Regions from separate parts of the Mus musculus genome. Here region 1 is linked to region 2. Evidence: chromatin loops called from intact Hi-C (ENCODE). Cell type or tissue: left cerebral cortex. All regions are shown on one strand. Links, peaks and the distances in the headings refer to the core of each region. The heading gives the core; the rest is flanking DNA. Region 1 holds the start of Gm49890 (predicted gene, 49890). Region 2 holds the start of Gm34457 (a long non-coding RNA gene).

Evidence for each region. A loop is a pair of places that touch in the nucleus more often than their neighbours do. Peaks named below come from ENCODE experiments on the same cell type or tissue, not always from the same donor. Only the 100,000 strongest peaks of a DNase experiment are listed, where the experiment ranks them.
Region 1: a loop joins it to region 2, with 2.7 times the contacts of the local background. A loop is called at or near these places in 11 of 42 quality-filtered maps.

Annotation. Positions count from the first base shown.
Region 1 is chr4:88,932,208-88,943,285 of GRCm38, forward strand. Gm49890 (predicted gene, 49890) reads right to left here and starts at 9,835. Exons shown (of 3, transcript NR_132735.1): 1 at 9,790-9,835. In left cerebral cortex, for the core only: no CTCF peak of the experiment used is centred there; DNase peaks (open chromatin) are centred at 5,945, 6,423 and 9,387; H3K4me3 peaks cover 1,628 bases; H3K27ac peaks cover 1,110 bases.
Region 2 is chr4:88,868,110-88,879,187 of GRCm38, forward strand. Gm34457 (a long non-coding RNA gene) reads left to right here and starts at 3,818. Exons shown (of 3, transcript XR_390701.3): 1 at 3,818-3,881; 2 at 5,125-5,235; 3 at 6,716-6,786. In left cerebral cortex, for the core only: CTCF peaks have their summits at 4,783 (motif pointing right), 4,990 and 8,614; a DNase peak (open chromatin) is centred at 4,787.

The DNA of each region.
Region 1 (11,078 bases), core at 1,574-9,573, 64 kb after region 2:
CCTGGAAAGTCAGGGTATGTTGTATGTTAACACACATACGCCATGACACACATGTGACAAAGGACAGCTTGCAGGAGTCAGTTGGTTCTTTCCACCATATGAGTTCTGGGACAGAACTGAGAACATCAGCTGTGACAGGCACCTTTATACACTGAGCCAGCCTGCTACTATACTATTACCCACACAGACATTAGAACTTTCAAAGTATCAAAAAAATAAAAATAAAGTTATCCTTTTATTCAAGGTTCAGGAGAAAATTGTTCTGTGTGTTTTTCATGGAATGACCACCAGAGACAATTTAGAATCCATCTAAACTTGATTCCCTAACCCACCACTTTACATGTGGGTCCTAAGCTATTACTTTACTTATAGTAATAGTCTGTCTATCTCCTATACCTTTATGGATGTGGACTTGAGGCTTGAACCAATTCTAAAATTTAAGAAAGAACACACACACTACAATATAATGACTCTCAAACCAACTTAAAAAAATAACAAATAATCTGCTTAAATATCATTATATACAGCAAATTAAAAGCAGAGGTGAGATAGGAAACACACAGACTGCACCGTTTAGGAGATTTCTGAAATCTTTAATCTTTCCAGGCCAGTTTTCCAGTCTGTAAAATAAAAACGATCACGGCAGCTAAATCACGAGAACTGTGGAGAAGGTCTCCCATAGTACACACAAAGCATGGGGCACAGAAAACCATCAGAAGATGAAGACAACTCTACAGTCAGTACTGCTCTGCCAACAAGACAGGTGAGACACATATTTTATTTGATTTTGACAAAAAGCTCTGGGTGATATTGATTCTCTGGTCCAAGAAGGCAGTTCTGTATCCGTGTTAATGAGATGGGTTCTGAACTACAAGTGAATAACAATGACAAGCTGTTTTTATATTTTAATATGTCCAGCACACATTATTTTTAGCTTCACTAATTAGTGCTAAAGCTTGTCAATCCGCCAGTTATTTCTAAATACACAGTTTTCTTACCGCTTCTAATTTAGTAAATTTCAGGGGAAAAAAAAACCTACGAACACTTGTAATTGGTAAAATGAATTCTTCAAAACAAAGACTGGCTTTAAATGAATTTGTTCCTTAACTGAGACTTACTTTTCCATTTTTATTTATTGTTTTGATCAATTGTTAAGTAAAACAAAATTCTGGACATCAGCTTTGAAAAATTATCAAATACATTTATCAATAAAGGAAAGTAGAGCTTTCAAATTCATCCTCTTTGTCATTACTTCAAATACATGGGCATTTCACCAGGACTTGAAAACCCCCAAACAGGAAAAATCATATTAAAGATTTAGTGCTTCAAAAATTAATCTGACTGGTCTTTACTTTACATTTTCCTCATTTTATCTTCATTTATTTCTCTTTTTCATCAAAATATTCTCAGCTACTGGTGGTTGAAAGTGATAAATCACAAAAAGCAAGCATCTCTGAGCTAATTTGACTCAATATTTAATAAGATCAAGAGGACTTAAGTGAAATTTTCCTTTTATATAAAACTAAAAATTTGTCTCCAGGAGTTAAAGTGTTATAAAACTGTGACTGCTCAATTACTAAAAGCAAATAGAAGCTAGCCATCACACATCAATCTAGGTATATCTACTTATCTGTTACTTTGAAATAAAATCCAACCTTTTTCTTTGCTTGCACATAAAACCTCATCTTAATCCTATCTCTGAAGCCCCCGAGGGCTTTAGTCTGCCACTGGAGATGACTGGGTACCGAGAGGTGTTTCAGAGTTACTGAAGTCAGGATGAAATCTGACTTCACTTTAAAAAAAAATATTTTTTAAGTTTAATTAGATTCCACACTCTATCCATTTGAGAGAGAGAGAGAGAGAGAGAGAGAGAGAGAGAGAGAGAGAGAGAGAGAGAGAGAGAGAGAGAGAAGGAAGCCGGTCAGTTAGTTTTGAGTTATGGCACAGAACAGGACAGGACAGGACTCACCAGGCAACAGAATGACCGGCAGAAACATGAAAGTTCTGGTCTAAAGCTACTCCTCATTTAAAAGGCTCCACTCACCTGTAGAGCCGAAGGAGTCAGACTCCCATCTGTCCAGACACTCACACTTTTAATCTGGTTTTGCTTTATTTCGGTGATGGGGATTGAACCCAGGGCTTTGTAGGTACAGAGCAAAGTCACTGTTGTTATTTAAGACTCACAAAAGAATTTGATCACTGGCGTTGTGATGATCACTAAACAGCCAGGCTTAAGTCAGGAAACAGTTAACAATCTCCACAGGTGACTCAATAGCAACTCTGTGAAGAGGACTATATCTATAGCACACTATAATTTAGCAATCTCAGACTGTGTTAGGTAGTAGCTCTCATGAGTTGGATTCTGGGCTATCAGTCCCTTGCCTGTATTAAAACACTAGATTCTAAACAATTTTTAACAGAGACGTATAGAAATATTGGTCTCGACTAGACATTGCATGCTATACTTAAATCAGAGAGAGAGAAAAAAATCACTCAGCCCACAAGTTGTGGAGCACGACTTTCAGGGCTGAATTCTCTTAAGTTATGCAACACACATTCAGCTTATTAACATGGTCAAAGTCTACCTGAAATTGTCAGAGATAACTAAAGGAAGGTTTCAATTGTCAGGTTAGAATGGCTTTTAGACACAGTAGGTTTCTCCCACCACCGCCATCCCGGTTCGAGATCAGAATTACTTCCAAAGGGCATCAACTTAAAACACAATGAAGACAGTCCATCAAAGAATAACCTCAGCAGAAAACTTAAACCAATTTAATAGCTAAAATTCACTACTTTATACCTTTCCCATCTTCCAAATTATATAAGCATAAGTAAATCTCTCTCTCTCTCCCTCTCTCTCTCTCACACATACACACACACACACACACACACACACACACACACATGAGCACGCACGAACAACTACAATGCAAACTGTAAAAAAACTCAACATAAGTGAAAAGCCTAAATATATTCTGAGCCACAGACTCCTACCCACTACCCACCCTAGAGGACTTATAATTAAATCATACTATGTCTTGATTTCGTCCCAATTACTTTGAAAGCAGCTTCAATAAGGCTACAGCCTATACACAAATGGCACTAATTTCCCCATCTGGGTATAAGTCTTTTAACTCCAGTTGTTATGCCCCTGGCAAGGAAGTAAAACTGAGTTAGACCACGGACTGGATCTGCTGTGGAGCACAAGCTTCCGCTTTGCAAATGGCAGAGCTGACTCTTGTCTGTCCTGTCTTCTCTCAGACTCAGTAAAGGGGAGTGGGGTGAAGACTCTCAGACTTGTGGATCTGTGTCACGAAGACTCAGGCTTATACAGCAGAAAGAGGATCAACACGCATTGCTTGTTTTCTGAACGCTCCCCACCCCCGCTTCCCCCGCCTCAAGTTTCTTGCATCAGAATGATGTGTCAGAGACATCACAAAGCAAGAAATGGAAGTGGACCAAAGAAGATCATAGTATGAGCATTGGCAGTCATGTACATTGCATTTTCCCTGCTAAAAGTGTAGTTTTAAATTACTAGGACAATTATTGTTTTGCTCAGAAGATTGGTGCTATTTGGGATATTAAAATAATGGTGTCTCAAAAGAGTATTTCTCTGAAAATAGAAATCACCTAGCGAATTCTCTGTAATCTGCAAGTTGGCTTCAAGTGCTCAGTAGCTAGGATCGGCTAGAAAATACGAAACAGAACATACTTGATAAAGCCAGAATCAGGGTTTCAAGGTTATTGGAAGAGGACTTTCCCCCCTCTGCTGTCATGCATGCAATAACTGTATATTGCTTAAAATGTTAATCCCAGGAAAAGCAGAAGGTCCTAGAGAATGAATCTACAAGTAAATCTTGACCCTACACTCTACCTTTTAACCTCCTTACTCCTGAAGTCAACACAGATTTCCCCCACACCCATGTGCAATGGAAAGCTTCCTCCATCATCTCCAACCTCCTCCCAAGTTTGTTTGTTTTTTTTTTTGTTGTTGTTGTTTTGTTTTTTTAAGCCTGGAGTGAAAGACAGCCGGAGACTCTACAAATGAAGCAAGCACATTAGGGTACTTACATGTACAGATTAAATAACTGATCTACTTTCTATACAATTTACTGTCATTGTTTAAAAGCCCCCAGTGAAAATGTAGCTCAAAATGCAAAGATCAAATTTCACCATTTCTTTTACTTAAGCTGCATCTATTCTAGATTCAACAAAAGTTTTTTTTTCCCTACATTGCAGAACTATGTAATAACAAAATTTATCACTCATTAAAACTTTTGAGACATTTGGGGGTTACTTTTTAAGCAACTAGTTATTAAATATATCAAGAAGATGTTTTAAAGCATTATTACTAGCCCTTTCTTGTTTATGATTAGAGAATTATCTATCCTAAAATGCCTTCAAATTCCATATTGTCTTTTAATACTATATTTTATCCCTTAAATGTTAGTAATCAGAGGTTACATTTTCGCCTTTTTACGTTTAAAGTTAAGAGCCCCCACAATGTTCAAATGATAAAAATACTTAGACACAAGTAATGCAATTGTGGCAATTACGAAGAATTTAATGTTTTCTAATCTCAAGGCGTCAATATTCCCAGCAAAACACATTTAACAAAAACCTATCACTGAAGAAAATTATTGTTAAAACAAATCAATTAATGTTCTATAAGTACCCTAAATAGTTAACAACGGTATTTAATATAGCTTCAGTTCTGGGGCAAATCAAGAAAAATGATTTCAAAATGAGGGGAAAATGATACACATTTCTTGTTCTCCATTTTTTTCCACTTCCATTTTTATAAAGATATTCAAATAGTAGATGTCTCATAGCTTTCGTCCTATAATAACCTATTTAAAACAAGCCGAGTCCACACTGTCCGTCAAGGATTTAGTCACTACTATGTACTCTTCAGAATTTATAAAACTTCAAGAGCCTTCTAGGCTCTTCTAGCTTTCAGGCTTCTTGCTCTCTCTCACATCAACCATGAAGGCAATACCTACGTATAAAATAAAGACCTAATATGATGTAAAAGAAAAGTTTCCAGAAGGCCCACCCCACCTCCAAAAAAAAGTCTATTAAACACGAATCAAAAATGCCTATTTGGGGACCCAACCTAGTTTTCAAGAGGCCCTGTACAAGTTACAAAGGAGAAAGGAAGCGAACTATATTACTTCCTTGGTGGGGGACAACCGCACAATATTATTTTAAGCCTTTTTTTTTTTGATGATAAAAATCAAAATAAAATACCTACGGAACTGCCTCTGGAGATACTGAACAATAACCAGAATGACAGTGGGAAACAACTTAAAAAGTTAGCTCCCCTCCAACCAAACACGAGAAACTCAATAAACCTAAAGTCGAGCGTCACTTTTAAATCACTTAAAACAAAAATCAAGTCAACCAAAACTTTCTCAAAACAAATGATAAAACTGAGCATTGTCGAAACTCCCGTTCACCAAGTATTTTAATCCACAGGTAATAAACTCCCGCAAAATAAATAAATAAATAAAAATAAAAAATTCGTGCCTACTTCCCCCTCTAATTCCACTTCAAAGGTGCCAGGATTTCAATGAGGAAGCTGAAAGACGGGATTCGGATTCCAGAAGCAGTCCCCAGGCAGGAGGGCCACAGCTCCAACCCTTGGTGCAGGTTGTGAGCCCCATTGCCTGTCCCTGTCCTTTAGCTCTTTAGGAGGCCACCTAAGCTTGTTTCGCTGCTCCCTACGCGGCCACTGCCTGGCTGAGGAAACCCTGCAGCAGCCGAGGAGCCGGCCCTTCCAAGGGAGGGTCACGGAGAGAAGGGGCAGGAGCTGACGAACATCCTTCATCCTTTTTCCACCATACGAGTACGAACTGAAAACAAGCGAATCCTCGGCTGTGGGGGTTCTCACCGCACGCCTCGTTTCTGTGCACTCCACCGGAGAAGCCCCCGGGAAGTTTCCAAAGCACCCAGAGTTTGAAATGGTGCGTGGGCAACGCGGGGACTCCCCAGCGGAGAGCGCTCCAGCACGCACGCCGCGCTCTGCTTCCCTGCGCGCTCGAGGATCGCGCGCGGCCCGAGCGTGTGGCCGAGCGCGGGTGGCTGTGCGGGACCGCGCCTCCGCTCCCCACGCGCGCCGCCGAGCCGCCTCGTCCCTCGGCTCCCACCAACCCCAGGGTGGCTCGCCGCGCGCCCGGGCCCGCTTACCTGCGGCCTCCACGCACCCCGCGCGCGCCTCTGCGTCCCGCGTTGTGCGCAGGTCGAAAGAAAGCGCCGCGGGCTGTGCCACCTCCGCGCGCCCACACCTGCCGCGCGGCCCGACGCCCCGCCCCGGCCCCGCCCCGACGGGACCGGCCGCGCCTCCGCCCGGCCAGCACCAGCTGCAGCCGGCGCAGCTCCCGAGCGCCGCGGCTAGGCAAGGTTCGCGACAGTCACCGCTGGGGCGGCAGCCACCGCGTGGCAACCTGCGCGAGCCCCGGCATTCTTGACCAGCAGGCCAGCGGCGATGCTGGCAGGGGTCTTCAGAAACCCTGGCGACTGGTGCAGCCCAGGGATCCAATGGCGTTCAAGCCGGAGGGGAGCTCTCCCATCCCTGGCATCCTGGTCTTGGCTGCCTTGAGGCCTTCCTGGACGTTTTTTTTCTGTACCCACCTGCTCCGGATCTTGTTCTTGAGCAGCCTGAGTGCTGCTCTCTGAATCTCTTTACTGGCGTTGCCTTTGTATGAATGCTCCCGTGCACTGCCCTGTCTCCAAGCACGTCATTTTTATTGTCCGATGAGATTCATGTTTAATACTAGAGCGTACAAGCAGAGACATGCGCTTTCCCAATCCTTTCCATGTAAGTTTCAATTACCTAAAAGGTAGAGGTTAGGTTGCCCATCTTGGAAATTCTCAAGCAAATACAGAATTATACACAGCAACATATTTTTTTTTCTGTAGTCTGCAAGCACAGCATGAGGCCTTTTACACTGATTTAAGAGGGTGGAAATTGTCTTTGTACAAGTAAATGCAATTACATTTTAGCAAAAGTCCCATTACCCACCAAGAAAAATTCTACAAGTGGGGTGAGGAAAGGAGACGAATAAAATTCATGGTGATGTTTAATTAATGATGAGATAACATCTCAGTGTAAAAAAAAAATCACATATTCAAACCAGGTGAAAATTACTCACCAGATGTTCCTTAATGAGGTGGTACTCATTTGCTTAGCCGACTACAGAAAAGACAAGCCAAATAGGGTTGATTTATTACACAAATTACACTAACATGCATATATATGAGCTTAAGACTTATGTGAGAAACTCGGGTTTAATTTTTCCTTATGAAGCAGGTGCATAAAATGTTTTTTTTTAATGCTCTCTCCTACACCCAAGTTATGTGTGTTAAGGTCGTGATGATTAATGGTTAACAGTGTTGAATGCACAATGGTAGGAACCATTACACTTCACCTGAAAATGGCTCTGACTCATGAACTCCATTTTGAAGAACTGAAAACTCTCAAGGTTGATCCACTACCTTGATCAAAAAATAAGAATCGGCAGTCAAACATGTCACTATTAAAGTAATTGTGAAGTTTTTTTGAAGTTAGCTTTAAAGTTTATAGTCTGAGTGCAGAGGGGGGAGAATCAAATACCCCCAAATCATGAAAAGCAAGCCTTAAAATGAGAATCTAGAAAGAGCTAAGTGTTTGTCTATCCATAGAAAACCCAAAAGCATGCTTTGAAGTGCAAAAATATTACTCTAATTTTATTTATTGAATCAGGATGTTGTCAAATGTAAGTGGCCATTTAAACATAATTCTTTTGGTGAAATGGGAAGGGGGGGTGGTAATATAAACCCGGCCAGGAAAGACTCAAACTCCAACAGAAAACCTAATAGATGAGCAACTACAGGCACTTCATTTATGGGACTTTTTTTCTTTAAGGTTTAAGCAGAAGTCTAAATTACTATTACAGATGAAACTGCTTAATGCTTATCTAAAATTATATAGCATGATACTTTGAATAGCAAATAATCAAAAAAAGATAATACATTTCAAATTATAAACATCAATGTAAAGAAAAACAAACATTTGTCTTTCAGGCTTTGATCCAGGCAGACAAGTTATTTGTCCCCCAAACAAATACATAATTTTGAACACCCAAGTGCTACACAAAGCATAGAAAAGAGGCCCCCTTCTCACCCATTAAAGTTCCGATGGGCTTGTGAACGGAACATAGCAAACAGTTTCAGTGTTGGCTGCTCACCCAACCCATTGGAAAGGTTGCCAGTTTCTTAGACTTTAAATATGATTTTTAAGAAATATTTCTTTTTAATGGGAAAAAAACCTAACAGGCAACATAACAGCTCTCTTCCCATAGTGTTCCCATCTGTTAAAACTAGACGGTGGCGGATGAATATCTGAGAGTATTCTCAAGTGTCGTACAGTTAAAGATAAGATGAAAGTAAATGGAAAAAAATATGTGATTAATAAAACAGTAAAGCTTTCAAAAACAAATGTGGTTCCTCATTTGTCCTTAGGAAACATAAAGTTTTCAGATGTTTAAAAGAATCTTCTTCTAGCTTTAATTTTTTTTGAAAGCTCCAATCCCATGCCTTTTATTTTTGATAGTATTAGGTGTAGAAGGAGGGGTGGGAGGAATGCATTTTGGGTTATGTGTGCAGTGAGACACGAATAACCCTAATGGAGACAGTGCGCACTCTTCACATGGGATAGCATGGGTAAATAGCAGCAAGCCAAGGCTGTCATCTGACACCATGTCCTTTATTCCATGCTGAGGTTTAGAATGTCACTTCATACAATAGTGTTGTTTTCTCTAAATATTCTATCTCACCTAATTTCCATACAGAAGAACAGTTAAGGAAATACATGAATTATTGAAATAAACTGAGTGAGGTAGAAAAAGAATCATATTTAAGTTTGTTTCTTAGATGGATTTTTATAGAAATGTGTTCAAAAGGTATTTGGTTCTATTCCATTTTACATAAAACGAGCCGTCTGGACAGCTCGGGTAAGGGAGCTTGCCTAGGGATCCAACTTTAATTCCTAGACCCACATGATGGAAGGAATGACCCACTCCTACCAGTTATCCTTTGACCTCCACCTGTATGCCACGGCTTGTACCTGTGCATGTACACACACACACACACACACACACACACACCCTTCGCAGGCTAAGTAGATAAATAAATATAATATTTTTAAAAATTGAAATGACATCTTTGGATCGCCTTTAGTTACATAAAATTTATCAAATGCTGTATCAGTTTCCAGAATCTTTCAGCCTTGCTCATCCAGCTCCCATTTTAGGAGCTGTCAGGAGACTTCTCTTTATTGAAAATGTAGTGAGTAACACCAGCTGCTCACACACAGTGGCTAACATGCACACGGCTCTGAATTTCTCTCACAAACAAATCTTTCTGATCCCGGGCCTTGCTCATCTTTGAATCATCGGTGTTTTGAATCCACAAAGGGTAACAATGAGAAGGAAGTAGTTCTCAACTGCAAACACACGAGGAAGCTTAGAATAGGTCTACACAGACTTGATATCAATTACTAACTGGGCTGTGACAGTGTAAGTTTTGGTACGATCTCACTCTGAGTTCATCTCTTGAAAGCAATATCATGATAGCTTCAGCCTGGCTCCGGGCTTCGGATGCAAATCATCATCACTCATTACTTATAATTTGCTTCACAACTTACAGAGACATCAGATGTTAAGTACCACAAAAGCAGAGAAACATTGAAACCCAGCTGTAATAAACGTAAGATCATTCCAAAGAAAAAAAGTCAGTTATTCTTCTTACCCAAACCCTGGTGATGGCTTCCCCGTCTGTTAGCTTTAGGTTACGTGAGTGATGACTGAGTGAGGTAAGGATATAGATGGGAGAGCATGGGAGGGGCTGCTGGGAAGGGCTTTGTGCAGTAGATGTGTAGGATTGGATCCACAGTTAGAGACTTCCCACTCACTAAGAGTGCACCACAGACTAGCAGCACTGGCCTCCCTGGGAGCTTGCAGGAGACAACTGCTGAGCCAGGACTGGCTTTTCAAGATGCCCGTTCTTCAAAGTACACACCAGTGTCTGGCAAGCGCTGCCCACTGAGACCAAGAACTGAGAGAAATGGTTGCCTGTCCTGTGGCTTTGGCTGCCTGGTATCTCTAGCTGGAAAACCAGAGAAATAATCTGTTACAAAATCCTGGGATTATTTTTTTTTTTAAATGAGGGTCTCAAATGAGGTAAAAGATTTCTCTCAGTAAGGATTTTAGATGAGTCTTTTAAAATTCTATCAGGATCACAAGCTAGTTCAACACATTCGCCTGGAGGGTGGACATGGCCTTTGGTGTTTGTTCTGGGCAGTTTTCTGTTTCGCTTCAGGTTCTTCAGGCTTAGATGAAGAATCCTGAGTCGAGTCTCTGCAGTTTTTAGAGACTGAGAAGTCCAATGGTGTAGAGTGTGACTCTGCCTGCTTACTTTCCTTAAAAGGCACATGTGTTTATCGGCTTCTCCAATGCTCTGTGACCAGCTGTTTAGGAGCCTTGTGTCTCCTGCCTTTGTTTTCCACCCTCCATCAAATCATCCCCAGACCACCACTTGCTAAACTTATATCCAATCAATACCCTGTCTGATAATTAGTAATAAAAAAAACCCTCCAATCTCACCTAGACAAAGTATTTTTCATCAAGAAATGTTTTCCTTAAGAACTAGAAATGCAAAATGGTCCATCTAAACTCACGGAAATGTTGCGATGCCCATCTCTTAGTGTATGTGTGAGAAAATAGTAAGCCCAGATGTCCTCATAAAACAAAACACAGCAAACAAAACAAAACAAGAAAACAAGAAACAAGGAACCTGTGGATTTCTTTCAATAAGGTTGGGACGCCCTAAATTAGACTCACCCATTTCTTATTCTAAAGAAATTGGCTAGTCCCTTAAGAACGCGGTCATGCTCAACATGAAAAGTGCAGATGTGATCCTTTGTGCTTTGAAAAGGACAGTGATGGCCAGCTGCTTCTATTTTGAAAAGAAAGTTCTAGAAATCATGTTTGGAGGAATCATGGGTTTTGTGTTTGTAAACTAAATTAGGAATGTGGCAA
Region 2 (11,078 bases), core at 1,571-9,570:
CCCCGCATAGGGGCTCTCCCACGGTGCGGACCAATATGCACCCACAGGCACTGGCGCCGCACGGGTGCCTTTCCTCTCCACCAGCTTTCTCGCCCAAAGAATCCGCTTATTCCCCTGCCGCAGTGTTTTCCTGTCTCCATGTGCCGCCCATCCGCACAGGTGTTTCGCTTTCCTTGTGACTCTGAGTTTCTTTGAAAAGTGAAAAACCACGGGAAAAAAGCGAAAGTTTCGGGCAACTGCTGAGAGTGGTATGTGCTTGTTTGTGAGATGTGCTTTTGGGGCGGAAGGAATGACCCGCTACAGTGACGTCATAGAGGCAGGAAACCGCGCGTAGCTGATATCCACGCCCCCTGCCCCCCCCCCCCCCCCCCCCGTTATCCTCATCCCAGAAGGCAGCACAGAGGACTATCTGGTTGGCTGGCTCCAAAAGGCACAGGAGGTCCTTTCTTAACAAAAACTGACCCAGTGCCAGAATATTCTTTGTCTGTCATTCTTTGAGATTATTTTATAAAACATCAAGTCTCCATATGCACCATACGTGCGTGCAATTTGGGCAATGAGCAGCTGTAGGGAGAAAGGAAAGAATGGGTTTTTGGACCTCCTACCTGCTGTGAAGTCACAGCACCTGACACCACCCTTAACTACACTGTGGAAGGGAGCCCAAGGAACTAAGAGCAAGGCTGCAGAGGAAAGTATCATGTTTGACTGATAAACGAATTCTTCTTAAATATCATATCCCATTGTTTTTTTGGTTTGTTTGTTTGTTTGTTTGTTTGTTTTTCCGAGATAGGGTTTCTCTGTCCTGGAACTCACTTTGTAGACCAGGCTGGCCTAGCACTCAGAAATCCGCCTGCCTCTGCCTCCCCCACGCCCGGCTAGCCCATTGATTTTTTAATTGGATATTTTCTTTATTTACATTTCAAATGTTTTCCTCTTTCCAGGTCTCCCCTTCGGAAACCCCCATCCCATCCACCCTCCCCCTGCCTCTATGAGGGTGCTCTCCCACCCACCCACTCACTCCTGCCTTCCCGCCCTGGCATTCCCCTTCACTGGGTCATCGAACCCCACCTCAGGCCCAAGGGCCACTTCTCTCTCTGATTGATGTCCAATAAGGCCATCTTCTGCCACATATGCGGCGGCCGGAGCCATGGATCCCTCTATGGGTACTCTTTGGTTGGTGATCTAGTCCCCATGAGCTCCAGAGGGTCTGGCATGTTAACGCCTCCATGGGACTGCAAACCCCCTCAGCTCCTTCAGTGCCTTCTCCAACTCCTCCATCAGGGACCCTGCGCTCAGTCCAATGAGTATCCACCACTGCCTCTGTATTTGTCAGGGTCTGGCAGAGAGTCTTTCCAGAGACAGCTATATCAGGCTCTTGTCAGCAAGCATTTCCTGGCATCCACAATAGTTGGTAACTGTATATGGGATGGATCCCCAGGTGGGGCAGTCTCTGGTTGGCCTTTCCTTCAGTCTCTTTTTTCTTTCAGTCGACACTTTGTCTGCATATTTCCTCTTTTGAGTATTTTGTTCCCCCTTCTAAGAAGCACTGAGTTGACTCTTGTATCCCATTGATTTTCATATACTGAAAATACACCTCTTGCTATAGCAGTTCCAGTTCACTGCCTCAGTGCCACCTGTACCCTCTCAGCCATAATCCCCCTGTGGTCAGTGGTCCCACCTTCCAGTAACCCAGTAAAACAAAACTCTTGAAGCTTATAATTAACCAATCAGATTTATGTATCAATAAATTCTCAATCCACAAGATTCCAATGCAATGATTTCAGAACCAATTGATAATAAAAAAAAAAACCAGCTGCCCACCTAGATTAGACAAATTATCCCAATTTCCCAATTATTCTATCCTTTATGATGCCCTATGTACCTGTGGCTATTTAATGCCACACTGAGTCTGTACCTTCCTGTCTGTGTCCATCTTGCTTCCCCCGTCTCTCCCTCGAGTCTCTCTCTCTCTCTCTCTCTCTCTCTCTCTCTCTGTGTGTGTGTGTGTGTGTGTGTGTGTGTGTGTGTGTAACTCTTAGCTCTGTCTCCCTTTTCCCTGTCCAATCACAGGCCTCCTGCTGCACTAATATTTTAATGTAATTGGACAGGGAAAATCCTGCCACATATCACCCTTTCTGTTTAATTAAATAAAAAAATCTTTTCTCTCAAAACTATAAATTAAGCACAACTATTACTATTTTGTAATTTATAAGGTATAAGATAGATCTAACACCCAGTCTATCATTTTTGTCATTAAGATAGAACAATGTCATCTGTCCTAATTAAAAGACTTAAAATTCTACACCTGACTTATGTCCTGGCTTTAGATTATATGCCATCTGAAAACCATGCTCTCAAATCTGTTCTCTCAATGTAAATAACTGGGTTGGCTAAGAGACTATAAGTCATCTTTTAACCCCATCAGAAATCTGAGAATAACCAACATTACTGAAAATATATAGGAAGCCTAACACAGCTTCCAGAACTGAGACAAACTGTAGAGACAGCTGCTTACCTATACAGCCCTAGTAAGTCAGGAAGTTGAAGCATCTATCTGTCTTCAGCCTTCTGGCCCAGGATCATCTGACAGACCTTAGAGATACCAGAATATTAAGGACTAGCCTATTCTGTCTTGGCAGAACAAAGCTGTCCTAACCTGTAAATTGTGTCCTTTCAAGAACAGTACAGGTCTGCAAGAGAGATAGGCAATTTCTGCCCAGTGGCCACCTAGCCACAAATGTACAGCCTCACCTGGAGGTTAGATGTTCAGCTGCTTCTTTGAATCCATGAATGGGAAGCTGTTACAAGCAGATTTGTCTCAACCACAAGTGAATAAATAACATTCAATGTCACATTCTGTGATTTTTGACGTTTTTGAAAGCCAACTATCTATGTAAAGTAATCTGTTGGACTGTTGTCCATTAACTGCTCTCAGCTGTTTCTAATTAAATATCTGAAAACACTCTAACAATAAACTTAGAGACATGAATTTGTTATTTGGCCCTTAACTCACCGGCTTATTCATCTCAGACCAGTTTATAAAAACAGTTATAGAAGGACTGGATCTAAGCCCTGTACTTTCAAAATTTTTTGTATCAATAGGAGAAATTTATAGTAATGAAAACCTTGATTTTGTATCAAAACAAATTTTGTACCAAAGTAAGAAAATATGTCTTAAACTTAGTAACAATTAAAAAGCTTTCTACCACAAATATGTCTTTTAAGAAAGAAAGGAAGGAAGCAAGCAGACAGACTGAGCAAGCCAGGGAAAGCAAGCAAGCAAGCAACACTCCTTCATGGTCTCTGCTTCAGTTCCTGCCTCCCGATTCCTGCCCTTGCTTCCCTTGATAATGGTGTGCCTTGTAAGATGAAATAAATCTTTTTCTTCTTAAGTTGTTTTTGGTAAGTGTTTAAAAACCAAACTAGAACACTTGCTAAAAAGATAGAGCGAATGAGTCACTAGTAATTATGACCTACCATTTAAGCCCCCTTGCCCATATCACCAAAGCAGTCAACTGGTTCTTGGTTGATATTAAAGAATAAGTCTCTGCTTTAATGGCAACAGATTGGAGGGCCCAGACCAGTAAAGAGTTGGGCAGGCTTTAATTGATTCATGTTAGTAACAGGGACTGTGTGCATTAATAAAACAAAACCAGGTGTCGGAGGAGCTTCATCTACGCTCCATCCAGTCCCTCTGACACTGACTCTCACCTAAACTGGCTCCTCTGGTTATACCCACAGCAAATAGAAACCTGCAGCATAGCTGCAGTCCAGTGGTCACCATTAATAACACACATGTTTATATCCATGCCCAGGCTAGGAGGAGGGAGAAGTGGCCGGGTTAGGAATTCAGCCTGCAGAGGGAAAATGCTGAAGAATGGGTAAGTGCAGAGCTAATGCCACTAGACTGTTCAGTGGCCAACAGAGCCTTGATAGAAATGTATATGACAGAGTGAAAATCTTGGTAAGTTAAGTCAAGAAACCATTCCTTACCTTTTTCACAAGCCCTTGTATGTGCATATGGAGGACACTGGACAAGGTGAAAGGCATTTGGTTGCAGAAATATATATATATATATCTGCTTCTGGACCCTTTCCTGGAGTCCTCTGAGTTGCAGATGCTGGAGCTGTGACCTGGATATAGATGTATCTGTTGGAGCTGCTTCTCCTAGGATCTGTTGCTGTCTACATTGTGTCCAGTTGTGGTTTTCTGTGATGGTCTCCATTTGTTACCAAGAGAGGCTTCTTGATGAAAGGCAGTAGCTACATTTATATGGGGAAAGCAGCATGCAGACCGTTTTGAATGACATAATGGGCCTAGCAATGTAAATAGGAGATTGTATACTGTTCAATTTTTTCCCTGCTCTTATTAATTGACCAAGATATATAAATCAAGATTCTAATTCTGCTTTTTTGGTTTGTTTTGCTCATTTTGTTTTATGAGAAAAAATTCCCTGACATTCTAGTTCAACCCAGGAGTGGTTATTCATGGTTTTAATCCGAGTGCTTTGGAGACAAAGGCAGGTAGATGTCTGTGAGTTCAAAACCAGCATGATCAGCAAATCAAGTTCCGGGCCAGACAAGGCTGCATAGTGAGATCCTGGAGAAGGAGGGAGGGAGAGAGAGGGGGAGGAAGAGAGGGAAGGATGGAGAGAGAAAAAGTGGAAGGGAGGAAAGGGGAGGGAGGGAGGGAAAGAGAGAGAAAGAGAGAGAGAGATTGATTCACGTTGGTCATTCAGTCTTTGGACTGGAACCCATCTCAGCGTGAATTTCAATCTTCACCAGTAGAGGGCAGAATAACATCAGTCACTATAATGTATTTGCTCAAGCAATTCTAGATATTCATGTGTTCTTCTGGATAATTATGATAACCCCAGATTACATTCATCTTCAATAAGCACAGTTGGGCTCTCAGGCATTTAAATACCCTCAACTGTATAGAACAGAGGACAAACCTGCTATTAAAATGTAAGTTTAAAAAGTCTTTTTTCAAAAACAATAATCTCCGTCTACCTAGTAGTGGTATAAGATTAATAGCACCGTTTTCAAGCGTACCTTGTTAGCTTTGGGTGAAGTATTCACTTGTTCGAGATTACTATCCATATTTTGTTATTTAAATCAACAGGCAGTTTGTTGTTTAGTGAAAGACCAGTCTAATGTGGATCGTCAGTTAATCTACAGCGTCTGTGGAAAGACCCATGCTTACTGAATCGTGGTGACACGATTCACCAATAAGGTGAAATATGAGCCTTCTGCTCTCTGCTTTACTTTTCCGTTGTTAAACTTGTTCTTCAACTTTCCTTCCTATCACCCACCTATGTTACTATCAGTCTTCCTACTGCGCTCATGTTAAAAAATTAAATTGGCTACTGTAGATCCTTTGTATAATGACTGTTTCCGAGTTTATACTTTTATTGATAATTGGGACATCTGAAGCCACCGTTCTCTCCTGTTTTTAATCTGCCAGAAGCTTGTTTTCCCTTGGGACTGTTGGTCACTGAGTTGTTATCGGCCAGGACGTCTTATTTTGTATTGCTTCGTCTCTGCAGACAACATCCTCAGAACCAGAACCAGAAGCAAGCCAAGTAGAATCCTCAAGAGAGTCTATTGTTATACCAAGAAAGTGATTTCATAGTCAGAGTTTAACCTAGTCTAGAAGGCTCTCTAGCCCCACTCCATCATCTCCTGCCCAGTTTCTTGTGTTACTTAGCACTTCAACTTCTGTCCATCCACACAGTTAAGGACTGGACCCCAAAGACACTGTCAACCAGGGAGAGCAATACTGCAGCCATACTTTTTAAAAAGTAGACTTTTGTCTCATACCATACATTCCACCTAGTTCCCCGCCCCCCCCCCCCCCACTCTTCCCCAAGGCCTCCAAGAGACAACAGCCAAACAGGACAAAACAAGATGCAATAAGACAAGGCAAAAGCCCTCATATTGATTGATGCCAGGCAAGACAACCAAATTGGGGGGGGGGTCCTAAGAGCAGGCGAAAGAGTCAGAGATACACCTCTCTCCACTGTTAGAGTCCCACACAAACCACTAAGCAAAGAGCTATAATATAGATGTAAAGGGTCTGGCATAGACCCATGTAGGCTCTGTGCTTGCTGCTTTAGTTTCTGTGAGCACATGTGAGTCCCGCTTAGTTGATTCAGTGGGCCATGTTCTCCTAATGTCCCCCATTCCCTCTGACTCCCACAGCCTTTCCCACAGCTATTGCTCCCCCTTCCCCTTCCACCCAGTCTTCCTCCTTGTTCTTGATCTTCTTTGTTTCAGTTTGAGTGGTAAGCTTTCTTCCAAACCTCATTGGGGATGTGGGGCATCCTTGGTCTAGACAACCAGAGCAGTTCTCATCTTTCCTGAATGACTGCAGAGCAGTTAGTAAAGCAATCATGGAGACAATCTTGCTACAAGGCTCAAGTGTTTCTATTTCCTTCCCCACTTTTAAAAATATTTATTTATTGTTAGATGTGTGTGTCTGCTTTGCCTGCCTGTATGTATGTACCTCATGTGTTCTTGATCCCTGGACTAGAGTTAGAGAGGGTTGTTAGCTGTCATGTGAGGACTGGGAACTGGACTCAGGTCCTCTGCATGATCAGCAAGGGCTTTAATGACTGAGTTCCTCCCGCCTTGTCCACACTGGTTATGTGTTGTCATACAGCATCTCTCCAGCTCCCACCTCAGGTTTCCATTGTCTATGTATTCTCTTACAGCTGTAGCTGGCATCAACCTACAATTACCTGGAAAATCGAAACAGACAAATTAAAAACCCGCAAAATCACTGGTGCCCAAGCTTCTACTTCACTGTTTTAAAATCAAAAGATATTCTTTTATGAAGTCCCTCGGTAAAATGAGAATATCAGAAAAGTGCTTACCACTTAAAATGTCCTTTGACTGCAAAATATTAAGAGTCATACAACTTGACTTTTGAAATTACTATAACACTGACTCCAGAAGAGTGTTGAAGTAAAAAGGAACAACAACAACAACAACAAATCAAGACAGCTAGAAAAGCATGGCTGGACATCTCTAGTGCAGAGGAGGCATGTTGACACAAGTACTGTTCCTCCACAGAACTCAAGAACAACTCTAAGGATGACAAGGAACAATGTGAAGTTCCTGCACAGTGCCACTTGGCAACATTTAAAAAAAAATTTATTCCCAGAGGACATGAGATGCTGGGTCAATGAAGACTGAAAGTGACACAGGGAACCACTAGGACATCCCTTGGGACAGAGTGAAGCTGGAGCTCCTATTTCCCATTCAAGGCAGAGGCTCATCCAGAGCACACAGAAGGTGCTCAGCACCACCTGGCAAAGCTGGTCTGGTCCTTTGCACTAAAGTTTAAGAATTTTTCTACTTGTCTCTTTGGCTGTGAATCTAGCCTTTAAGCCCTGAGCCAGCTCTCCAGCCCAGGAGATCCTGCCACTTCCTTAAAGCCAATGTATTCCTAACTACACTCTAAATACTTAACCACAGGCAAAGGTAGACTCTCACTCTCACATTCCATCAAAGAAGTTCTCACCCCACCTCCACCATCAAAGTCGGGAGACCAACACAGAAAGCCACAACTAGTCAAAATGAAAAGAAATAGCTGTGTGTGTGTGTGTGGGGGGGTGCCCAGGCCTAGTTAACACATCTATAACCCAAACCTTGCACCTAACTAAGGCCCAGGGAGCATTGCAGAAGACGGGGGGGGGGGTGGGGGGGGGTGGGGGGTGGGGAGAGGTTCTAAGAGTCAGAGGACCAAGAAGTCTGCTGTGAGATTGTGCTTTCTAGATATGACAGGGAACAGTGTGGCTGCCTACCCAGACCTGAACAGCGACAACACCAGTTGACATGCCAACACAGATAAAGAAGACCTCATCAGGTCACACCCTAGAGGAAGTCTTACAAGCAATTAGCAACCGATGACAGAGGAGAATGAGTCTTCCTAGGGAAGAGCCCCTTAATTGGTTCTCAGTACTGAGTGATTTTTTTGTTGTTGTTGTTGTTTCTATGTATATGTAACAACAGTGCTTGGAGAAAGAGGAGTCTCTTAATGGAGCAAGGATGCAAGCATGGGAAGGGGTAGGAGAAAGGAGGAGGGGGAAATGATGTAACTGCATTTCAGCTAAGTTTTAACAAGGATTTCTTCCCTCGATGCTCACTAATAAGTGTGTATCCATTCTCAGTGCCCATGTGCTCGTAGTTTTAAAATGATAAACTATTTAATGAAAGTAATAAAGGGTAAGTGAATGAACCCTTGAATTAGGAAGATGAGGGCGAGTGTCCCAGAGAGCATCACCGGAGATTAAGGAGAGGCCAACCTGGAAAACACGTCACTGCTGTGAGCAGGATCATTGCCTGACCTCTGATCCCCTACCTATCTCAGCACCCAGCAGTGGGCCGTAAAAACCACTGTTTCTCTTTCATATCCCTGAATGTCAGGTTTCTCATCATTGTCCTGTCCCCAACAGCACACAGGGCCGTGTCCAGCCATTGTGAAGAAGATTGTATGTGATGTTATAATTCTGAGCTCTGCACTTGAAGGAATTACCAGAAAATGCTTGTGGTTTCCCATAGGCAAATGCTTGTGGTTTCCCATAGGCGGAGCTGTTTTGGAAAGGTGTAGAAACTGGGACAGAGAATCTCATAGACTGTCTGAGTCAGTGGGATACTTGGGGTTTCCCATAGATGGAGCTGTTTTTGGAAAGGTGTAGAAACTGGGACTGTCTGAGTCAGTGGGATTGGGTGCTGATGTTTGATAGCCTGACACCATTTCTGTAATGAGAAGAGTAATGCCGTGCCCTCGGTGCCCCAGAGAGAAGCATGGACATCTAGTCACTTGAGTAAACGTGATACATAGTATTAGAATCACTGTTCTGTGGTCACCAATCCCACTCATGTTCCTGTGGACACAGCTACACCCTTCCCTTTGCAGTTGGAGCCATATGACATATTTTTCTTTCCTTCTCTTTCACTTTTCAATTAGTTGAATCCTAGGATAGCTCATATTAAAAGAAATGGCAAGGTTCAGTAGTCTGATTGACCCACCCCAGCTCCCTTGTGGTCCAAATGGAGTCTGACAGAGCAGCTGCCTAGAGAAACTCAGATAACAGCTGTGTTCAGTAAAGATGAACTCTCAGGCCTTGTCTTTCACATCCAGGGCCAAGGTTACACTCCAGAGTCAGCAGCAGCCTCCACGTTTTTACCAGGAGGTGGATATTTCCCTTCCTCCTTCTCCATTTCCCTCTTCCTTACTGAATGCTATTCAGAACTAAAGACAGTTTTACTCTATGTTTTTTGTTTTGTTTCGTTTTGTTTTTTCAAGACACAGTTTCTCTGTGTAGTCCTAGTTGTCCTGGAAATCACTCTGTAAAACAGGCTGGCCTCAAACTCACAGAACCACCTGCCTCTGCCTCCTGAGGGATGGGATTAAAGTTATGTGTCTGCTATCACCACTGGGCTTACTCTATACTCAAGTTTTGAGGAAAGGGGTGTCTAGAGGAGGCATATCCTTTCTTTAATTCAGAATTCAGAGGTCATAGCTCAAGCTAGAATATAATTATTATCACAAATGATTATTTTACACAAGTGGAGGTGTTTGAGCCACAAGTCAGGGTGCCTTGGGATAGAGTCTTTGCACTGGCTAGCACTGGCTAACTCTGGGACTTGCTCTGTTGTTTTAAGCAAGTTACTTCATCTTTGAAGTCTTGTTTTCACCTGAGAAAAACAGACAAGGTTGTTCAGAGAACTGGGTAATTGTTAGATGACGGATTTGGTTCTGGAAACTTCCTGGTTTAAAGTAGAAAAACAACAAAAAGTTTTCCAGACCATGAGAAGCAAAACGACCTGTATTTTCAGTCAAGTGTGGTAAATATTATTTTCCTTCCCTGACTCCACTACCTCTCTGTGAACTTAAAGGTAAACAGATCCCGTCCTGGGCCTCACAATGAAGTCAGCACGGTCTTTCCCTCCCTTGCTAGCTCCTGTGTTTTCAGTTGTTGGAGAGATTACCTCACTGTGGCAACCTCTTCCCATTCAGAAGTCCATTCAGCTCCCCCTCCCCTTTCATTTAAGCCAAATCTAGGTGCCTCTACCAAGAGCTGCTTGCAATGATTAAACCAAACTGGGATTGTCTGGTTCTCCAGCAAGCCTCTACATTCAGAAGTAACTTCCATGGCAGACTACCCAAGGACCATGAAGTAGAAGTAGTTGCAGAGCTTGTGTCCTTTGTATCTGTAGTGTAGCCAAATCAGCGAGTCTCAGTGGACTTCAGACAACTTGCTCCGCATTGCTTTGTGATGCCTTCTGGAAGGGCGTGGCTAGGAGAGATTCGAGCCTGTCACTATCAGAGCCCTCCGGAAGCAGAAGCCCCTCCCCGTGGCATGGTCAGCTTCCTCCCAGCCTTTGCCAACCAAGAGCGGACTGCTTCAGTCCGGCTTCCTCTGTCAACTCGCCCCTCTGTTCCTCAGCAAGGCTCCTTCGCTGATAATAATTCTAACCAGCTAGATGCATTTAACTTAATTTATAATAAGCATATGACTCAAAGCTACCACAGAAACAAGAGCAAAGGCTCTCCTTCCCTCTTCTTCCTGCCCCCCATCCCTCAAGTCGGCCTCCACAGAACAATAATTAATCCTTACCATTTATTTCTCGTGTGTTCTTTAGTTCTTCACATGTAGTCAGTACAAATATTAAGATTACTTCATGGTTTTACACAAATATACTACTTATACACGTTTTACTTTTTTTTTGCTTTTATTTTTCTCTATGTACTTTTGTAGAGAAAACATCACGTTCTCGTCAAGAGAATCTTGTTCTCTTAGGTGAAGTTGCTTACACTAACTTCTGCTGATCTAGCAAATTGTAAGAGCATTCATTAACTAATCACCCGACAGAGTCTAGCACACAGGAAAAGTTCCTGCTTTCTCAGAAATGTGTTGAGTCTGCATATTTTTTCTTAATTAAACCTTGAGGTGTTAGTTAATAGGTTAAAAACAGCATGCTATTCAGTTGTAATCTGCATTATTATTATTATAATGAGTGAGATTGAATCTGTTTTCATTCTTCTGAAAATTGTTCACACCTTTT